2 separate regions of the Homo sapiens genome follow, and region 1 is linked to region 2. A link is a loop called in an ENCODE intact Hi-C map of the cell type or tissue named here. Cell type or tissue: gastrocnemius medialis. All regions are shown on one strand. Region 1 has its middle 38 kb from the start of CCDC182. Region 2 overlaps MRPS23 (mitochondrial ribosomal protein S23).

Region 1 (2,500 bases), 50 kb before region 2:
CAGACTTAATCAGGAAGTGTGGGGGCTGTCAGCAGGGGCAAGGGGCCACGCAGCCAAGCCAATTCTGGAATCTTTTGGAAAGAGGAAACATCCGGCTCCTCCTCCCTCACATCTCTGCTTCTGGGTCTGGGCTTGTGGGTCCCAGCTTGGGCTAAGGAGGGCCATGCTCCGGGTGGGAGCAGCTGTGTCCCCACCCCCTCCTTCCCATGCGACTTGAGGCCCTCTGGTCAGGACTGGAGCTGTCACATGCAGCCAGCAGCTGTGGTGGCGCCAGGCTCAGGCACCCACCACATGGCTTCCTTTTTTTTTCTGAGATGGAGTCGCCCAGGCTGGAGTGCAGCGGTGTGATCTTGGCTCACTGCAACCTCCGCCTCCTGGATTCAAGTGATTCTCCTGCCTCAGTCTCCCGAGTAGCTGGGATTACAGGCACGCACCACCCTGCCCTGCTAACTTTTATATTTTTAGTAGAGACGGGGTTTCACCATGTTGGCCAGGTTGGTCTCAAACTCCTGACCTCGTGATCCACCCACCTCGGCCTCCCAAAGTGCTGGGATTACAGGCCTGAGCCACCGCGCCCAGCCCACATGGCTTCCTTTTGATTTGGGGCCTCCCTGGCCAGCTGTGCCTCCCCCGCTACCAGGGCAGCAAATGGCCAGTGGTGTCCTCGCAGAAGGGGCGGAGGAGGGCGGGGAAGGATTAATGCCACCTGCTTCCCTCCTCGCCCTGTTTCATGTGACATGCACTTCAAAGCCACAGGACACTGCTGCCCTTCTTTGTTGCATCCCTGCAGATACGGGAATCTGATTTTCCCAACTAGGAATTTGTATTTCAGCGGTTCTAGTGCTTGGGATCTTAGAAAGAAGCTTGCTCAGAAAGAACTTAGGAAACAAAGCGATGTTTGAGTGCCTGCCCCGCAGCGGATCTACCCGTTCCAGGAGCTGAGCGAGACACCTACCACCTGCCAGACCCAGGGCATAGCCGAGGGCCTTAGCCTGCTGTCCCCACCGGGTCCCCACTATTTTAACACCAACACCCTGAAACCATGGGCCACCACCCCCCACCTCTACCCCGCCCCTACCCCACGACCCTTTCACCAGAGCAGAGGTTTTTCACAAATCTCCATAGAGATAGCTTTGCTAGCAGCAGCAGCAGCAGCAAACTCTGATGCAGAATGAGGAAGGGGAGAGCCTGGGGGTGTGGGTGGCGGGGGAGGGAGTCGTCGCAGTCCGGGAGCCAGGCTCTCGGCGCGTTGGGTCCGCCTCTCGTGACAGCAGAGCGCCCCCTGCTGCCCGAGCCCGGGTGGTGTCGCACAGCCAGGTCGGGGAGGGGGCGGAGCTGCTTCCTGGCACAGCGGGTCGCCCAGACGGGCGGGAAGAGGATGCAGTCTCTCGGTACTGAAGTCTGCCTGCAGTGGCCAAGGTCTGCCGCAGCCCCTCTGGGTTGGGGGCAGTTCTCTAGGGCGTCCTGGTTAGGTCAACGGGGGCTGGTTGGGAACCTGGCTCTACCATGCACCGCCTGCCCCGCTATGGACATATGGTTTAACCTCTGAAGCTTCTGTTTCTTCATTAAATTGAGATCATCAATTGTACCTGCATCACAGTGATGTTTTACAGAGATAATTCATGTAAAGCACATCCTAAGGTTTCAATAATAGTAGCTTATTATTATTGATTCAGCTGACACCTCTACAACTAAGTGATAGAACAACTGAGAGGGTCTGGTAGACAAAAGTCAGGGGATTTGTTTTTTCAAAGCATTTTCATCATTAAATGGATCTGATCTGGTCGCATGGGCACATTTGAGGGACATGCAACTTTGCCTAAAGGGGAAATAAATGCCAGAGATATTCACAGAAACATCAACCACAAACAATTACTGAACACATTGATCAATGCTCTAAGCTGTACAATAAAGAAAAGGGAGGAAAGTTATGTTTAGGGCAGCTCAGCCCTGCATTCTCAAATCTTCCCTCTTCACTGGATATCTATTAACTACAAACATGCTGAAACATCTCCCATATAAGAAAGCAAACAAACAAAAAAACTCCTTGCACCCTATCTCCCTCCAGCTAGCCCCTTACACCGGATGTCTTTCCTCCCCTAGAGGGCCAAATTTCTTGAAACACGCTCAGTGACTCCCTTCCTGTCCTGTTAGCTCTTGAACCCACTTAATCAACTGTCTGTGCCCACTTCACCTTCCCTGCCCTTGTCAAAAACACCATGACCCACACCGTTCATCCCGTGGCTCATTCTCAGGCCTCTCCCCTCCACCCATCAGCGACACTGACGTAGTTGATGGGCAGCTCCTTCCTGATCCTTGAAGCACTTCTTCCTTCGACTCACCCCTGGTTCTCCTCCTACCTCTCTGGCCAGTCCTTCTCTGTCACCTTTGACTGGAAGCTCCTCTTCTCAACCCCCAAACATCAGGACACTCTGGCTCGGTGTCCAGCCTCTGCTGTATCTGTGCGTCCTCTCAGCCTTATGCCTTAACTGCTGCACAA
Region 2 (2,500 bases):
ACCACTTGAGCCCAGGAGGTTGAGACTGAAGTGAGCTATGATTGCACCACTGCACCCCAGCCTGAGTGACAGAGAGAGACTTTGTCCCTATTTTTAAAAAAAGGAAGCAGGAAAGAAGAAACAGAATGAGTGTCATTGAGTGTCATTTAAAATGTTGGTTTCTACACACACGCTTGCCCACAGGCATACACAATCCAAGAAGTTACTAAATAAATGCACATTTTCCAGTGAAACCTACCAGCATGGGATAAGTTCCAAAAGCGGATAGTTCCCAAGATGTTCTCTAGTTTCCTCCTTTGTTGTTGTTGTTGTAGTTGTTTTTTAATTTGATTCATTTACTTGGTGCTAGAAGTTTGGAAGGAGATAAAGGACAGAGTAACTACTGGGGGTGGGGGATAGAGAAAGCTGTGTTTAGACGAGTGGCTGGTGAAAGAGGACACAATACCGTTTCTTCTCAATGTTAATCTAGCGCATGTTAATTCCTCCCCACCCAGTGGGAATCGACAGTGGCTGAAAGCCTTCTAGGCACTGACAGCAAAGACGGAGTACTCGCCAAGAACTTTGTTCACGTTCTCATTCAGTCCTCACAGCAACTTAGTGAGGTAGACGTTGTTACCCTTGTTTTACAGATAAGGAAATTGAGGTTCAGACGGTTCACTAACTCCCCTAATGTCACCAGACAAAGCAACAGATCAGGGTTTCAAACCCAGGTCTGTTCTCCAAGGCCTGGGTTTTTTCCGCTGCTCTGCCTCCCTGCCTGCACTGTTCTCTCTCCCGCTGTCCTCCACAGCAAATTCGCAGATGTGTCATTGACTGGAGAAGGTTAGGAAACACTGCTCTGGGCAGAGTCTCCAGGGGCTCAGCGCAGTAAGCTCCTTCCTCTCCAGCTCCTATTATGGTGCAAACAGTGCCGCTTCCCCGGCAGGCCTTTGTCATTTGTCCCGTGGCCTGTCCCCTCCCATCTCTACCCCATCCCAGTAGCACCCCAGGACCTCAGCTTCCTAAATTTCAGCCACAACATTATTTTTACAAGGACACTCTTCAACCTTGAAAGGCAAGGTACCCCGAGGCAAGGAAACGAAATGACTGTAGTTGAACAGCATGAGAGTCCAGCGCCATCTAGTGGTGCTGAAACCGACAAGTCCCTGGCGGTGACATTTTCAAATAATCAATATCTCATTATTAACCATAATCACAACCTGATGTTTACTTTTGGAGAAATGTTCAGCAGCAAGGGATGCACATGCACTTTTCTGCATGTTTCAGAGGCCTGCGATCCTAAATGCCACAATGACTATTAAACAGTGTCCTGCCCATGAGCAAACAGGAGAGATTGATTGTATATCTTTTTCATCTAAGCTGCTCACCAAAAACAAAGCTCAGTTGAAGCCAGTGACCTTTCACTAACTGCTGGAAGGAAAATGCTTGATAAATAATAAATAGACCACTACTGGATCTTGCTTAGAACTATCTTTTAATTAAAAGAACTGAGGAGCTAGAAGGTCCGGTGACTGACATTTATTTCAGTTGCAGTCCAGGAAAAGCATTCATTGAGGGTAAAATGATACTTGAAATGTATTTTCGTTGTCAGCTAGTATTCCCCAAAAACCCTGTCTGTAATCTGCATGGATGGAGGGTGGTGGTGGTGGCTGGCAGTAGCAACATTTTGTAGGGAACATAACACTTAACTTCCTGCCTTCTCTGCCTTCCCCTAGCAACCTTTTCTTTTTCGTGCTGCAGCAATAAACACTTGTCTGGTTCAGCATCACCACAGAAACTGCTTCAGTGCCGGGCTCATCCAATCAGAGACCCGCCTGCCACATTGAGCGCTACCCTAGGAGTGACAGGAAAGCCATTTCCCGTCTTTTCCACAGGAGGGCAGGTGCCCTTCCTCTGCCAGCCAAGGTGACCTCGACCAAGTTGCTCACTGAACCTGCTCAGCCATCCCTCATCTCACCCAGCACGGTCAAAGGCTCAGAACGCATGACTAACTTAGCCCGAGTCAGGCTCCCACCTTTTGGCTATTCTAGAATTGAGCTCAGAACATAGAGACCAGGAAGTCTCAGCCTTCCCCATCCCCTCCTCCACTCACCTTTGCTTGCTCCTAGCTCCAGTCTTCTGGCTGAGGCCGTGCCAGCTTGCGTTGACTACCAGCACCACATCATGTTCTCTGCCCTAACTCCCATGTACTCAGGAAAACTGCCAGCCCATTCTGAGTCAGGCTTGGTCACAAATGAAAGCTGAGGATGGATGAGGCCCAACTCCGGGTGCCACGTCTGGATTCCCCGGAGCAGAGGCAGGCACCAGTGCCAGCCTCAGAGAAAATCTTACTGTCCCACTTGAGTGACTTTGTTTAAAAAAAGAAATCTGCTGAAGGTTTTTAAGTGGCACGCCATCATTTATTTACAGAGAAAGGTATCACTTTAACAAAATCAGGAGTCCTTCGGGGGCAGATTATTCTGTAATACCACTTTCATTATCAGAGAACTCTCGATACAAA

What was found. Hi-C counts contacts between places; a loop is a spot of excess contacts. Peaks named below come from ENCODE experiments on the same cell type or tissue, not always from the same donor. Only the 100,000 strongest peaks of a DNase experiment are listed, where the experiment ranks them.
Region 1: a loop joins it to region 2, with 5 times the contacts of the local background. A loop is called at or near these places in 6 of 110 quality-filtered maps.

The regions. Positions count from the first base shown.
Region 1 is chr17:57,782,168-57,784,667 of GRCh38, forward strand. No RefSeq gene overlaps it. Among named protein-coding and RNA genes, the nearest start is that of CCDC182, 38 kb to the left of the region's middle. RefSeq lists a silencer at 1,214-1,393. In gastrocnemius medialis, a CTCF peak has its summit at 1,290 (motif pointing left); DNase peaks (open chromatin) are centred at 674 and 1,234; H3K4me3 peaks cover 597 bases.
Region 2 is chr17:57,832,404-57,834,903 of GRCh38, forward strand. It overlaps MRPS23 (mitochondrial ribosomal protein S23), which reads right to left. Exons shown (of 5, transcript NM_016070.4): 5 at 2,378-2,500. Among named protein-coding and RNA genes, the nearest start is that of MRPS23, 16 kb to the right of the region's middle. RefSeq lists enhancers at 349-860, 861-1,371, 1,540-2,040. In gastrocnemius medialis, CTCF peaks have their summits at 1,127 (motif pointing left) and 1,330; DNase peaks (open chromatin) are centred at 828 and 2,188; H3K4me3 peaks cover 802 bases; H3K27ac peaks cover 2,500 bases.